2 separate regions of the Mus musculus genome follow, and region 1 is linked to region 2. Evidence: chromatin loops called from intact Hi-C (ENCODE). Cell type or tissue: heart. All regions are shown on one strand. Links, peaks and the distances in the headings refer to the core of each region. The heading gives the core; the rest is flanking DNA.

Region 1 (8,336 bases), core at 62-8,061, 160 kb before region 2:
TCTGTCCACCCACCCCAGAACCTTCTCCGCAGCCCATTGGTGTCCTTTCCCTTCAGCTGGCTTGCTGCTTTCAAGTCCAGTCCCAAATTGGCCAGAGTTTGCCTGAATGAAAAGGTCACGCGACATAAGAGTTCCTAGTGGCTCTGGTCTCATTGGCCTGCACCCTTTTCATCAGCCCTGAGTCCTGCAGAGTGGAGAGGGACTTTCAAGTCTTTCCAGCTGGCTGCTTAGGGAGTATCTAAGACAAAGCTTTAGGAGACTGGGTCAGGCCTCTTTCCAGCATGAGGGATGCAGGCAGACAGGCAGGCAGGCAGGCAGGCAGGCTGTCCCTGGGGCCCTGTGCTCCAAGGCACCCACTGAGATGTCTGCTGTGTCCCTGGGACCCTGTCTCAGACACAGTGGAATTACATTCCCACAAAGAATCCCCCTGCTGGTTTACAGGCTCTGGGGGGGGAGAATGGATTCCAGTCATTTTTCTGTTAACCACACAGAAAGTGACTAATGCTCTCCTGTCGCTGGTTGCTGTCTGGGGAGCGTCCTGACAGTGAGAGCAGGCCTGAAGGATGGAGGTGAAGACCACCGGGACTGGCTGGTGCATTGCTTTCATCTGTCAGACTTGTTCCCTGTGCCCGGCCTCCGCTGCCCCCTCCCCAGAGCTCTCTTGTCTGTCATCTCACACGCTCCTGCTCTGGCTCCTGCTCCTGCTCCTGCTCAGTTCTTCCGTTTCCTCGTTGCAGAATGGTGTGGTCCACCGGGACTTGAAGCTGGAGAACATACTGCTTGATGACAACTGCAACATTAAGGTAAAACTCAGCCGGGGTGTGGGTATGGCGGGTGGGCGTGGCTCCTCATAGCCCGGATCTGACACAGCCGCTCCCTCTGCTGGTTGGTGGGCTCTGGGAAAGACTCTCATCAATAGGCTTATCCAAACAGTTTAATTTAGCAGGCATTACTGAGTCCCCTACAACCTGCCAGACTCTCTTCTCCCTGCTGGGACAATGACTGACACACAGTCCCTGTCCTCAGGAAGCTCACAATCTGGAATTCTTACCACAAAAGTAACACACATATTTCATAGGTGTTTTAGTTCCCATGTGCTTAATACTTTCATAAATGACTCTTTCAGGCAGCATGTGAAATGGGCACTGTTCATCTTATAACTCACATGTACATAGGGAAACTGAAGCACAGAAAAATCAGATAACATATCTGTAGTAACAGTTATTGCTATATAAGTTCATACCACAATGCAGAATGTGCTAGAAGGGCCCCAGATTATTTTAAACCTAGAAGTCGCCTCACTTTTTTTTTTTCCGTCTTTGAGGTAGCATCTCATGTAGCCCAGGCTGGTTCCAAACTCGCTATGTAGCTGAGGAGGACCTTGAACAGATGGTCCGCCTCGCTTTACCTCCTTAGTGCTGAGACTACTGGCAAACAATCCAGAGCCCACTTAGAAGCCTTGCTCTAGCTGCCGTGCTGTGACTTCCCACCCCATATCTCTGCTCCTTTCTCCTCACCGTCTCACACTTGAACCAGCTATGGAATTGAGAGCTGGGTAAAAATGGTGGTAGTTCAAAAAGGGCGGGTTGGGAGCTGGAGAGATGGCTCAGCAATTAAGACCATTTGCTGCTCTTCTAAAGAACCTGTGTTTAGTTCATAGCAGCCATGTTGGGGTGCCACCCATAACTCCAGGGGATCCCACACCCTCTTCTGGCCTCTGAGGACACCTGCACTCACAAGTGCACAGGTCCACACACCAGACACACGGACCTACGCATAATTAGAAACAAAAATCAATCTTAAAGAAAGGGCGAGTGAGTGATGGGGTTCACATTTATTTCTGACGGCTGCTGAAGCTGGAGAGCGCTCTAGAGGGCTCAAGGGCTTCCTTGGGAGCACTCTGAATGTCCCTCAGACCCCTCCACAAAGCAAGCAAACACCATTTCAAAATCAATGGAGCTTGCTGTACGGGTTTCGTTATGAAATGGCCTCAGGACTGCCCACAAGAGCCCTCAAATGGACCCTCCCCAGACAAGGGATAGCAACAACTGCACGTCTTCCTCTTCAGTTGCCCCTGTCGTGTCAGTCAGTGGGTGTGTGCTGGACCACATCCTTACTTGGAAGGCTAGAGCTGTTTTAGGGTCTGTAGAACATGGCTGTCACGAGCATCCTTTGAGCCGTCCTTGAGAGACACATCCCCATGGCCTGCCACTCACGGAAGAGTTGACCTCAGTTACATATTTCTGTCCAGTCCACCGAGCCTGGTGAAAATGATGGGTTGAAACAGTTCTCCTTCAGAACAGGAAATGAAATCTCAAATCCCTTTTTGGCAAGTGGCTGGATTATTCTAGAAGGAGCACTAACTATCAAGTGTAAAAATTATGGATTGGGGATGTGTTTCAGATTTCAGATTTCACTTGCTAAAATTGAAAATTGTATTGACAGGGGGAAAAAAACCAAAAAGCCAACTTATGGGCTGTGGGGCTTCCCAGCTCCTTGACCTTGGAAAAACCCCACATAACCCAGTTCCTCCTGTTACAAAATACATAATAATAACAGCCACAGACTTGCTCTAGGTATTTTCTATGTTCAGAATTAAACTGTCAGAATCAACCGTCTGCAAATGAGTCCAGTCTAGGAGTGGAGGCTCTGGAGTTGGATGGCCCAGGTTTGTGTGGTAGCCCTGTCTCTTGCTGATAGCAGGGTTCAGGATAAATTTCTCACGCACTGAACTTAGCTTCTCCTGTCAGGTAGGAAGAAGAGCTGTGTACTGTTTGTTTATTTTCCCCAGTCAATTTTTTCCCGAGAGTTTCTGTGGGCAATCCCCAGTTCTAGGTACCGACAATAAATGTGAAAGTAGTTAGAAATGCATTCAGAGGAGGTGGTGCTTAGCTGTGTCCATCCCAAGAGCTTGCCTAAGTCTAAGTGTCTGGCCCCTGCAGGAGGAAATGCATGGAAAGCCAGAAGCTTGGGCAAGTGGTTCTGGGATGGGGTGGTGGTCGGGCCTGCTGTCAGTTTGGACCCTTGCCTTCTAAGGGTTCCATATCATCTGTTGATCTCAGTGATACCCTGTCCAGATTCTTCCTGCCACCTGTCGCCGGGAGCCCTCGGAACTAAATGTAGACTATACAAGGTCTGGAATGTGAGCCTCTCGCCTGGGGATTGGGTTCTGTGGTACAGTGGGACCTCTTGGTCCCATGCTGTAGCCCCAGAAGTGATAAGGTGCATAGCTTCCTGTGGAGTCATAGAATTCCCTAATGGAGCAGAAGAATGGCCAGAATTCAGAGAGCAATTGTGTTGGGGACAATGGGGCAGCAGCCTGGAAGAACAGCTCATTTGTAAAACCCAAAGCAACAGAGAAGTGACTGTAGGGCATGGGGCTCCTGGGGACCAGGTTTTCCACCTGAGAGCCTCTGTTTTTGTATCCAAGTAGCACACATAGTACTTAATTACAAAAGTCAACTTTGGTCCTATATTTTTCTTTGTCTGTTTTCTTAGGAATCTCTGCTCCTGACATTGCCCAGGGTGGGAACGTGTGTGAGCATGTGTGTGTGTGTGTGTGTGTGTGTGTGTGTGCGCGCGCGTGTGCGCACACTCACACATAATCAAATCTGTCCTTTTAACAAGTCATTATTTACTGTTTCCTCCGTTGCTGCAGAGATGTCAACTAAGACCTGATAGTCTAGTTGAAAGAACTTGTTGAGGGTCGATTTCCAGCCTGGACTGTCTAAGGGGTGTGCCTGAGATCAGGAGTTTGTTGTCTTTCTCATTCCAGAGCATCTCCTGGTGCCTGGCACATGTAAGCATTATAACTGATTGATTTGTGGGCAAAGGAGCCCCTAGCCAGGATTAAAACTCACTCCCATGTTTGACTTCCAGGCAAACTCCATCCTCTTGCACCCACTTCCAAGTGTTTTAAAAATGTGTTTCAGCTGGTGCTGATTTGCCTTCCGGCTGCATGGGAATCCGCGCTTCCTGACTCAGCACTTTGCAGATGCATATTTAGAAAGGACAGTTGCTGACAGAAGCAGTCATACACATGGCCACAAGCTGGCCTTCTGTGTGAATGAAAGGCCATCGCTGCCTGGCCTAGGGGGACCGTGGGTACAAATGGACTACCAACCAACCGGATGTGAGTGGCAAGATCGATCGTGCTAAGGGCAGGGGGAGTGGCTGTCACATTGTGGGTCCACCTCTCCTGTGGCCCCGCGGGAAGTCTCTAAAGATGCTTCTGGCTGGAATGTGTTAGATGTTGCTGCAGTTTTGGTGTGAGCCATGTGACTGGTTGCTCTTCCCTTCTGTGCCTTATGCTGATTTGCAATGAGCACATCTGGTTTTGGAAATTATCTATCTGGCCACGGCAAGAGGGTGCGGCTTCTAAAAATATTCACGCAGTCCAACGGCAGAAGGAATGAGCGCGATGCGCTAGCTGCCTTGGGTCGCATTCCACCCTCTGTGGAAGCGTGGACTAAAATAGCACCCAGCCTAGCATTAATTTGCAATTAATGAAAACAGGCCAGATTCACATCCCACTCTCTGGGAGAATGGAATGCTGACCATTCCCAGAGAAGGCTCCTGTAAAAGTGCCTGCCGGAAGAGGGCCAGGCGCCCGGGTCAGCTGACCTCCTCTTGCAGGGCTGGGAATCTGCAGGGCTTTCAGAGCTCAGGAGAGAGGAACAGAGGGGAGATGATCTACTGCCCCTGTGACAATGGAGGCATGGCTGCTGTGGATAAGAGAGTCGCTTTGAATGGCAGTGACAAGAAGAGATAGAAATCTTGGCAGCTTAGCAAGGCGAAGCTTGGCATCATGGACCTCTGGGCTTTGGAGTGTGAGAACTTTGTAGTCTTGCATTAACTCCTTCATTTACCCATCAGGTGCACCCGAGTGTGTATATGTGGGGTTATTTATATCACAGCATACCTGCGCTGCCTGAGGTCATTCTTCTATCCTTTCAGGAGCTGAATATCTAGTATAGAGCATATGGCTTGATCATAAAATACTTAACCAAGTGTCAAATGCTATGTCGTTAGTCCTGTGCCGGGTGTTGGGGGATTTAATGGGGGAGGGATGGCCAGGTCCCTCTTGTCTTGGAGCTCTGAGTCTGGTGGTCATTTAACTAGTAGTGATAACTAGTCACCAAATATTAAGAAGGCAAAGAAGATAAGGTGTGCCCCCCTCCCTGCAGTGGACTTGGGGTTTCAGCTGGGGCTGAAACCAATAAACAAAAGAGTATGTGATCCACTTGTGCTGTGAAGGAGGTTGATCAGGGTGGGGACGGCGCCTGGCAGTGCCGTTCAGTGAATCTGGTCCAGAAAGGCTCCTTTGCATTGCCCTTGAAATCCTCAAATCTACAAAGCTTTCTCTGCCTTCCTGACCTTGGAACACACGGTTCCCTCTGTCTGGAATGCCCTTTCCATTCCCCCTTATCTGTCTATCCTCTAGGGGGTCTTCCTCCAGAGAGCTTTTCTTATCCCTTGGCAGACCAGATGCCCCTGTGCCATCTGGACGTGCTAAACAGGAAGGGGTGGGTCTGTCTAGCCAGATGGAGCAGAAAGCCTTTGAGGGGGAAGTGGTGACAGGCAGAGTTCTGAAGGCTGGGGAAGGGTCTGCTGGGGAGGGATCTGATGATGAGCTTGCAGAGGGAAGGAAACCGAAGGACGAAAGCACATTTGCTGAACTCCTGCTGGAAGCCAGAGCCCTGGGCCAGACCTTCCATGTGTTGTCTCCTTTCGTCTTTAGAATGTCCTCACCAGGGTGGGACCAAGTGCCTCATTTTTTTTTTTTTTCAGACAGGGAAATTCCTATAGCTCATCAGGAATGAGGCCGACTACAAACCTCTTCTTCGTTATTGCCAACCCCAAGATTTGCCCTGTCTCAGAGCCGGCCATCCGATAGGCCTTTCATATTCTCTTTATCTGAGTGCAAGTCTGTATCTGACTTGCAGACAGCTGCCCTAGGAGAGAACCTCAAGTGCTGATGTGCCGATGACCAGCTGAGCAAGTGCAGCCACATAGGACACTGGAGATGTGTATGCAGCTAAGTGGGGCTGGGTGGGTGTTAGCATCCTTTACTAGGTAGCTCTTGCCACACCCTCTATTAAGAGTTTCCCAGATTGCTCCCGATTGGTGATTAATGGTCTCAAGAAGTAATTCTTCTGAAGATGAAAGCCCGTCGACTCCCTACCTACGGCTCATTGTTCGGGTTGCTGCCCTCCTTCCGACTGCATAGGCCAGTGGCTGTCCAGGGTAAAGCCACAGTAATTAACTCCAAGGCCGGAAAGGAGCGATGGAGTGTGTCTTCCTGCATGGAATTACTATCTTCCTGTAGTTACAGAAAGCCTATTTCCTGTGAACAATAACTCCCTTTGACATAGAGTTTAACAGCCAGGATGGCTCTGGGAAGGCTCCTTGGGCAACACAGGTGCCTCAGTTTCTTCCTCTGCCAAGAGGGAATAATAATAATAATAATGATAATGATAATGATAATAAAGACCTTTCTCCAAGGGCTGTTGTGAGACCTGGTCACAGAGGTTTATGTAAGGCTCCTAGGCACTGACTGGCTCACAGCTGTGCTCCTGTGATCAATACAGCTCTTGCCCACTTGAGTTTGATTCTCACAGCACCCGGCAGTGCTGTTGTGGATCCGTTTCCTAGCAACTGAGACTCATAGATGTAGGAGTGTCACAGTTCTGTTATTGAAGGCCTGCTACACAGTAGACCTGGGGTTCACACTTGCCATGTGCTTGTTAACTTGGTTTCTCGACAGCCCTTCCTAGTGAACCACAGTGTCACTGTCAGCCATGTTTTACAGGTAAAAGTCTCAGGCTCAAGAGGGCTGAAGTACAAGCGAAACCCCTGGGGTTCTTGTCATAATGCAGCTCTCCGCCCAGCAGGCCTGGGGCAGGGCCTGAGATTCTGCTTTCTAAGATGCTCTGAGATGCTGGTGATGCTGGTGATGCTGGCTCAAGGACCAGGCAGGAGTAAGGCTGGACTGACTGGCATGCCTTAGAACTGCAAAGAGATGGAGCCCGGATTGAGACTAGCGTACAGAAGTTCTACCTGCCTCGGTTTTTCCTCCTCCCCAAATGCTGCCACTCACACTGGACACGCCCCTTTCATGCCTAGGTCAAGGTCACTTCTCTTGGCTCTGAGGTTGGACAAGAGTTGTGAGACCATTGTGTAGATAGACAGGTCTTTATTTTTATTTTTATTTTTATTTTTATTATTATTACCGAGTAATGACAAAGTCTAAGTCCAGCCCCGATTCTTAGGACTCCTAAGCCTCTGATCTTTGAGTGCAGGGAGCTTCCTCTAGACACCGGCACGGGCTGGCAGACATTCCTACTTATCCTTGTCATAAGCCTCCCTTGGTAGCAGTTAAAATCGACAAACTGGTACCTCTTTTTGCATCACCTGAGCTTCTTGTTCATAGTGACCTTGGGGTTGATTCTTTTTTGAGGATGCCAAAATGTGCATAATGTAACGTAAAACCTCCTGCACTTGGGTGTCTAGCACAGAGGCAGGAAGCATTCTCAGTGTTGTAGAACCATCCCAGCCCCCAGCTGCAGCCCAGCAGCCCAACTCCGCACCTGGTTCTCCACGCCCATTAGGTTCTGGCTCCTTGCTTTTGCTTCTCTTCCCCCCAGGCCCTGACCATCACTACCGTTCTCCTGTCTATGATTTGTCTACTCTAGGGACCATATATAAATAGAAACAGACAATGAGTGTCTTTTGTGTGTGTGTGTGTGTGTGTGTGCCTGGCTTATCTCATATTGCACTTGTCTCTAGGGTTCAACTGGGTTGAAGTGGGGTTAATCCCACTGACATGTGAATGATCCCCTTGACCCCCAAATTTATCTTTTCCACTCTGATTTTCACTTAGCAGGGCACACTTCCAAAGGAGATGGATAGTTACACAGACAGTCCAAATTAAACCCTTGAGATTTACCGTCTCTGATGCCTTTCCGAGTGGAGGCTGAGCGGCAGGGTATATAGAGTGAGGTCAGAGGGTGGTTCTGATCCAGCATGGGGGCAGGGCAACAGTTTGGCAACAACAACATACAAACAATCAATAAAAATCAACCAATCAAACAAACAACCCCCACCCACCCCAAAACACAGCGAGGCCTCTTTCTCCAAATCTTAACAGTGTAGCCAGCCAGAGCTACTGTAAAGGGCCTGGGGACGAACGGGCTTAAAGTCTGTCTTCTAAGACGCTATGAGGCGATGATGATGCAGGCTGGAGGACCAGGTAGGAGTAGGTTTCCACTGCCTGGCTTGTCTCCGTTAGAATTCTGTATGAAATGGACTCGATGGATGGACCTGTCATTTTACAG
Region 2 (8,336 bases), core at 244-8,243:
TTGAAATCTCCTATTGTCATAGTTGATGCCTGCAACTTGTCTATTATTTTATCTGTCATAGGCACCTACACCATCATGTGAATAGAATGATCTACCCTAAAAATAAAATCCCAGGGACCCTTCTTCCTCCATTACCCCCAGTTCCTAAACGATACAGCCTTGTCCTAAAGTTTGGTTGGACGTTTCATTCTATAAGCATAATTGATTAAAATGTTGGGCATTGACTGACAGCTTAAATTTTACTTCCTCTCAGCTAGAGGTGTGGATATTGGGCAGAGAAATCCTCTTGCCATCTTGCCCAATCCTGAAGCTATATGTAGTTGAGGGGGTCCCCAGACACTAGTCATCTCATTGTATATAAAGGACAGCCATCACTCTGGAGATTCCCAGAGTCACAGACTCTGTTTCCCAGGAAGCAGATAGACATTTGGCCCTACAGTGCTAACTCCAAGAATTCTCTCAGAAGTTATCAGTGCTCTTTACTGCAGCAGACTTGGTCTGGGAAGTTCGATTTGCTGACTATCTGTCTAGCACTCTTTACTCAAAATTTTGAGTCAACTCAGTAATCACGAGGGTCAGTTTCAGGGCTACCTACAGACAGCAACATCCATAGACACCCAAGTAAGTCCCCTTCATAAGTAGGTATTATATATGCTTAGGATCTATGTATAGCCTTCAGTACTCTTCAGGTAACTTTTGATTCCTAATGTATACTAAGTTTGAGTTGATCGTCATTAATACCATTAGAGCACCAAAATACGTTTTTTTAAAAAGTCTGTGTGTTTTTAGTATATACATATTCCTTTAAAATATTTTCAATCCGTTGTTAGTTGAATCAGCAAAGGAAGAACTGGTGGACATGGTGGGCTGACTGTGTCTAGCTTGCCTAGCTATTTGAGTATCTTGTTGTCTTACATTGGCTTTAAAGAATATTTCAGTGTCCAGTCAAGTTAGTTCCCATGTTGTGTTTCTTTCTCAGTGTTTTTTTCCTGTTATTCTCTCATATTGATATTTCCATGTGAACTTTCTAAGCATTTGCATATGGATAAGCCTGATATAATTAGAAATTTAAAAAAACCCTACAGGCCTAGGAGATGGTTCAGGGGATAAGCACTTGGTGGGTAATTGTGATGCCTAGAATTTGAGTCCCCCTTATCTGCATGAAAAGTCTGGTGGACATGGTGACCCTGGTGGACATGGTGACCATCTTGTAACCCCAATGTTTGGGAGGTGGAGACAGGCGATTTGTGTAGGTGAGCTGTCTAGAAGACATCTGAGTCTGTGATCTTTGGGTCTAGTGATAAATAAGAGCAATTAAGGAAGATGCTTGATATCAAACACACACACACACACTTATACCTATGAGCAAACACTTATACACCTATGCACACACACAAATATAAACATTCTCACAGGACAAAACCTATTCTTGTGTTGCGCTTCCTCCAGGAAAGCCCCACAGTGAAAACTGAACTGTATCATGCAACTATAAAAAAAATCAACAGTGAGCTAAGGTGGAGGTAGGTCTCCAGAAAGCCTCGGGAAAAATGTGTTGCTGAACATGGTGGCTCACTCCTATAATTCCAGCACTTGAAGACAGAAGCAGGACCAGGAGCTACAGCATCCCTGAGCTACATAGTAAGTTCAAGGCCAGCTGAGCTACACTGATTCAAAACATATATGCATACACATATGTGTATATGTATGTACATGTTTGACTTTGAGCGAAAAGGTTCTTGGAAAAATCCATATTATAAGAAGAAGTTTAGACACAGTCTGGTTTCCACTTGGATTTCTATGAGCAAGGATGCTAGCTAGCCTCAGGTGCGGTAGACCTCTGGGGGACAGGGCCGCATCAAACAGTGTCTCCATTCCTTTCTAAAACACGTTGTCACAGAGCGAGGACTACTTCAGTCTTCTGCCTAGCCCAAGAACTTGACTTGGAAAGAAGAGGAAGAATTGGGGAGGGGCAATCAGATCATACTCAAGATGAAGTCTAACATCCACCTTCTCTAGGGTCTGGGCTGTGTGAAGAATGAAAACGAGGGGTCTGGGCTGATTGAAGAAGCTTCCTGTTTTGCAAAGGAAAACAAGGTTGCTCACCTGTAAGCTCAGTTTCTGACCTGTGTGTCTAAGCTCCTCCTACTTCTCCTTAATGAACATACAGCAGGTTCTGGGACTCCCCCATGCCTGTACCCCAGTTTCTCTCTTCTCTCTCTCTCTCTCTCTCTCTCTCTCTCTCTCTCTCTCTCTCCAGTTAAAACATGGAATCTGTATACTGTTTATCTCTGGATTGACCCAAGTATTTATGATGAAAGAAAAAATAGAAATAAAGTTTACCTCTGTCTTAGCCACTGTTTTAATACTGTGAAGAGACATCATGGCCAAGGCAGCTTATAGCAAAAAAGCATTTAGCTGGGGATTTCATAGAGTAGGCCATGACCATTGTGGCAGGAAGATAGGCATGGTGCTAGTGCAGTAGCTGAAAGCGTATATCTGACCCACAAGGTGAAGGCATAGAGAGAATAAGACTGAGCCTGGCATGGACTTTTGAAACTGCAAAGCCCCGCCCTCAGTGACATATCTTCTAATCCTTCCAAGACAGTTCTACCAACTATGGGCCAAACATTCAGATACAGGAACCTATGGGGGGCCATTCTCATTCAAACTACCACAGTCTATTATATTAAAATGATGCATTCTATTTTGTTATCTAATAGATAGCATTTAAATAGACACTCACGCCTAAAAATGTTGAGAAACCATTTTGAAATAGCTAAGCTATAACTGCATCTGATAGGCCAATAAGAATGCCTCCTTTCCCCCTCCCCTTTTCTGAAAAGAAAAAGAGAAGGCAAGAAGATGGTAGTGGAGTGGATGGGGGTGGGGGGAGGATGGGGAGAAGGGAGCAAGGAAAAACTGAGGTAGAGATGTAAAATTAATTAATTAACTAACTAACTAACTAATTAATTAATTAAATTTTCAAAAATGAATGTCCCCTTTCCTAGTATTGTATTCACTTTCCTAGGTTGTATTTTGTTTGTCTTGGTTGGTTTATAGTTTCAGAAGCTTAGAATTCAATGAATTTCTCTGTGTCTCTGTCTCTGTTTCTCTCTGTGTCTCTGTCTCTGTCTCTCTCTTCCTCTCTCTTCCTCTCTCTCTCTCTCTCTCTCTCTCTCTCTCTCTCTCTCTCTCTCTCTCTCTCTCTCTCCCTCTCTCTCTCTCTCTCTGTTGTGCTGTAAGTAAAGGCTACTATGTATAACCTTTATTTAAATTCAATATATCAGACTTACATTTAGAAAGCTTAAATTCCATCTTATTTTGAGGTTGTTATTTAAATATGTTGCATTTTCTTCATGAATTAAAAAATGTTTAGAAAGGAAAGATTAATTTCAAATGAAGCAAATGTAATTGCTACTATTATTGAGCAAAGTTTGGCACATATATACATGATTTTTGTTTATTTTCTGTGTGTGGCCCTGGCTGCCCTAGAACTCACTCTGTATTCCAGGCTGGCCTTGAACTCATAGATCTGCCTGTCTCTGCCTCCTGATTGCTGATATTAAAGGTGTGTGCCACCACTGCCAGATTAATTTTTTTCTTTTAAGTAAAGAAAAAAATCCCTATTCTTACACAAGCTATACATCACACAAACTAATATTTTATAATATAATTTTAAGATTTTTAAGCCCTAGTTGAACAAATTTTTAAAAATAGAAAGTTTAAAAGGAGCAGATAAGGAATGAAAATTTCCTTTTAATCATAGTCCAGGTTTAAAGTTTATATTCTTAATGGCAAGAAAGGAACCACGGGAAAGATTTAATTGGTAGTCAAAATAAAGTAAAATAAGATAAAAACTAAGAACAGAATCATTGAAAATATTCTTTGACATGGCAAATTGTTACTGGGCTAAGAAATGTGTATTCTACTGGTAATGCGGACACATCAGGAGCTGTGCTATGATAAGCAGGATCCTGAGATCTGGAGGTCTTTTCAAGGACTGGAAAGTCTAAAGACTCCTTGGCTAATTCACCAAACCCTTGGGGTCTGCACCAGGGTGTTGGAGACAGGCAAAGGGCTAGGCTCACTTCCTGCCTCAGTTTCCTCATCCACTAACAGTGTCTGCTGCTGAGTTCCTGAAACTCTTTAGGGTTGTCAATCACAGATTAACTTCTCTTTCATTGGGTGTTTCCTCTGCCGTGGATTGGCCCCACATTATTTGGTCTGGTAGGCAGCTCCCGCGGTTCATTGGCCTCTCATTTGCTTAGAGTCAAAGCTCCCTCTTCGCACCTTCTTATTCTAGCCTCTCATGCTTGGACCGCTTCCAGCTCTCTAAATCCATAACAGCTACTCATCAGCACCCCTCCCCAAGTCAGCCAATGCCATGTTATTTATGGCATAGTTTATCTTATTTGAGAATGGTCCAGGTCCTTTCTGTCCTTGAGCCCTTATTTGTCACTTGTCCTTATGACAAGTCCCGGTGTATTAATAGTCTGTGACTCATTCAAGGCGCCATTCAACAGTACAACCACCGGAGCCACTCGAGTAGGAAGACGGGAACGCGATGATTTCACTGGTGGGTGCCCTCAGATAAGCTTAGCTACCCGTAGGTGGTAGCACTGATGGGGGCTTTATTACCTGCTAGTCCCTTCATATAGGTTACTTCTTTATGCTTCCCATACCTGTGCCAAGTGCGTATTTTCTATTTTGCAAATGAAGACATGGAAGCTCGGAAATGTCAGCTGACTTGCTGCTGCAGTTCTCAGTGGGCACATCCACCAACCAGAAGCAGTGTGTTCCACACCCAAAGGCACGGTTTCTCTCCCCTACTGCCTGGTGCAGTGAATGTAGAATTTCCCCAGTGGTTGCAAGGAGACTTTTGTGCCCACCTGGACGTTATATTTCTACTCGGAATTTCAGAACATTCAAACGTGCTTGGTAGCTTGTTCCCCAGTGTTCTCAGTTGAAGCATCTCTTTATGGGCACAGCACATGGGCTTATGGACAGGTGGGCTATGGTTGTGAGCATCTTTGCCAGGCTTGTCCCTATTACCCCAGGACACAAGAGCTGCCAGTGTTTGTAGCATGCATGAGCCTAATTAGCAGTTTTAAGCGATCAGAACATCAAGTGCCTTCCTCTTTCTGCTCTGGAGACTTTCAAACACGCCTGCAGCATTGTTCTCTGTAATCCACAACATCCCCTGCCCTCCAAGGTAGACTCCAGCATGGGTTTCCTTGTACATCACGTTGCCCATTCCATACGGTATGTGGGCTGTGCTAGAGATGTTTGTGTCCCTCAGAGGCACCTGCTATAGGACTCTGGAGTGTTTGTCTCAAGTAATGTATTCTGTTGCAAAAGGCAAAAGAACCAATATTAATTAGGTGCAATTCCCAAGCCAAAAATGATACTAGCTGTTTTGCATGCATTATGTCATCTAATCCTCACAGGAATCTAAGAGAGAGGGACTTTAAAAGCCATTTATCAATACATGTACAAATAACATCGAAAGCAGAGGATGTTCCCAAGTGTGCTCTGTGGAGATGAGGCTGCCAAATGCAAATTAGGAAGAGACAGTTTCTGGAACACATAGTTCAGGGAAATCACAAGCTTTGAAGCAAGTAATTGCAAACACCACGGATGCTTGTGATATTCACAGATCAATCAGTATTCCTGCTGCGGTGAGCATTGGCTTTGTGACCACAGCTGCTGGGGTTCTCCATGAATCCCTTTACTATCTGACTTAGTGATTCCCCACAGCATCTTTAGAAGATATACAATCATGAAACACTTCTCTTGCAGGAACAGGGGTCTAGGGAATTAATGAACTTGTCCAAGTTTCCGTTATCACAGATTTAAGAACCAATTTTGTGTAGGCGTTGAGGCAAGACGGTGCAGTGGTTATGAGCAAGAAGGGACCAGGCTTTGGGGCTTCAAACTCTGTCTTCTAGTTGTTTCTTCTAAGAGCAATGACTCAGCTCTCTGAATCTTAGCTGTCTCTGTACAATGTAAAGATTATGATCTCATTCATGGTTGTTTCTTACGTTACATATAGGGAAACTGGAACCAAGGCTATAATCTAGGGTCCAGGGCCAAGTGGCAAGGTTGGGGCTTGGCAAAGTTGACAGATGCATCTCGGTCATTGGTGCCTGGTTACATTTCAAGTAACAGTGCTGTCAAGTTCATTCAGTGCCCAAGACCCAGTTTAATCCCTGCCGGAGCTCATCTTGATTGACCTTGCCATTGGAGCATTACTGGCTTGAGGTCTTTGAGGGCTAACATCCTTCCCCAGAGACTGGGTTGCTTCTCTCAGGGATGGATTCATTTTTGGAGAGAAGGCTGTTGTAAAGCACCCACCCATCCTCTTCTACCCCCTTCTCTTTTCTACATATCTTGCTTGCCATGCTCACACACACTCCTGCCATACGAAGTGCCTCCTAACCGTTACCACAATACTTTCCAGAGCAACGTGTTTAGATACATGTGTGTGTATAGATGGCCAAGGAAAAGAGTTAAGGTGGGCAGAGAGCTTGAGATCTACTGTGTGGGTGATTGGGTGCTTGGCTGGGGTGGGGGATTTCATTTGCAGAAGGGTTTTCTTTGGGGGACAAAGGAGAGCAAAAAGAATGAACAGGGTATAGGTAAATGGTCCCCATGGAATATTTCAAACTTCCACCACAAGTGAGTATTGTGTAAATGGTGTTTGAAGGTTGCATTGCCATGTTTATTTGTTCTCTGAGGATGTCTGTGAACAGCAAGCCTGGTATATGTTCTGGGAAACACACACACACACACACACACACACACACACACACACACACACACACACACACACACACACACATTCCGGTTGTGCTGGGGCTTCCTAGCTGTCAACACATCCTTGATTTTGCTCTGGTGCCAGCTGATAACCACCATCAACGTCTTGAAAATGCTAGCAGCTTCACAAGGCAGCCCTTACCTGGGTGGGGCTGGATTGTTCTAGAACAGAACAGCTCCTCCTCTTTTTATCCTTCACCACAACCTTATTAGGACCAAACATGTTTTCTCCTTTCCCTCAGACATGTATCTTCTTGTCTGGCTTTCCTCAGGTCCAGATTTGTGAAGAGGATTCATGGAAAGCCCCTGATCCTTATCTCAATAAGATTCACTTCTAGGAGGCGTTGGATGTCTTGCTTTCTACCCACATCCCAGCCCTGTATGGCAGGGTACACACAGTCAACTGGAAAACTATTCTTATTTCTTTTAACTGTACACTAAGTTTGGACTTTTATTCTTCTAATTATCTCTGTGAACTATCAGCTTCCTGTAACCCCGATTAGTTCTACCCTCCTTCAGGTCCTGTACTTATCACCAGGGCTTGTGCATGGAAGCAACCTGCCCTGTCCTCTTGTCTTCCTTCCTTCCTTCCCCAAGCAAACCCACGCCCACAGTTTATTTCCTAAAATGCAGATCTCATCTGAATCCCTTCATGAAGGGTTTCTCATCATGAAACCCTTCTTCAAAGCACTTCAATGTTCCCCTGGTATCTCCAGGGATATGGGCTGGCTCATGATAGAGATTTCTAGAATAAAATGGACCAGAACTTTTATACCAGACCCGTGAGAACTCGTCAAATGACTTGGTTTTGTAGTTGACATGCAGAGAAAATTCTTTATTTCTTGAGGAAAAGCTTTGCCTACAGTTTTGTTTTTAGTGGCTCTCAGGATTTTCTGGGGTGGGTGGGTGTGGGGACAGTGTTTTCTTATTCAATAAGAGATAGGGTGTGGAAACTGGGAGGGACTGGACCCTTGACAATATGTATTTAGGTTTACTAGACTTCATAATGTGGCTTGGCTCCTAATCACTGACTGAAGGACATAGATTCAAGAGGCACAAAGACATCCATGAGTTCTCCCTACTCTCCTCGGTTCTCCATTCACAGCAAACAGCTGAGCTCTTCATTCACAAACACCATGAAAACACCAAGAACAGCTTTGATTTTAAGTTCTTGACTTGGTCTCCTCAGGAGGTGTTAGGTATTAGCTGGAATGACGTTGAGGGCATGGGAAAACTGAGGCACTGAGCAAAATGAGGAGAGTTCCCAGGTCACAGCTGGTACTCAATCTCACCTTCTGATTCATAGAACACACACGACAGCTCTCTAAATCACTACCTCACTGGGATGGCTATTTTGGTTTGTCAACTTGACTACAGCTGAAATGAACTAAAACCCCAAAATGCGGAGGGGGGCACACCCATAAGGGATTTTTTTTCTTAATTGGATTACTTGAAGATTCACTTTGAGTTGGGAAGACACACCATTAATCAAGGTCTTTTTTATTTTATTTTATTTTATT

The links. Hi-C counts contacts between places; a loop is a spot of excess contacts. Peaks named below come from ENCODE experiments on the same cell type or tissue, not always from the same donor. Only the 100,000 strongest peaks of a DNase experiment are listed, where the experiment ranks them.
Region 1: a loop joins it to region 2, with 2.3 times the contacts of the local background. A loop is called at or near these places in 2 of 42 quality-filtered maps.

What each region holds. Positions count from the first base shown.
Region 1 is chr10:84,384,723-84,393,058 of GRCm38, reverse strand. It overlaps Nuak1 (NUAK family, SNF1-like kinase, 1), which reads left to right. Exons shown (of 7, transcript NM_001004363.2): 4 at 738-803. Among named protein-coding and RNA genes, the nearest start is that of Nuak1, 52 kb to the left of the region's middle. In heart, for the core only: CTCF peaks have their summits at 900 (motif pointing left) and 4,359; DNase peaks (open chromatin) are centred at 138, 3,054, 4,298 and 5,548; H3K4me3 peaks cover 2,539 bases; H3K27ac peaks cover 7,580 bases.
Region 2 is chr10:84,226,661-84,234,996 of GRCm38, reverse strand. No RefSeq gene overlaps it. Among named protein-coding and RNA genes, the nearest start is that of Gm46201, 100 kb to the left of the region's middle. In heart, for the core only: no CTCF peak of the experiment used is centred there; a DNase peak (open chromatin) is centred at 4,366; H3K4me3 peaks cover 280 bases; H3K27ac peaks cover 2,898 bases.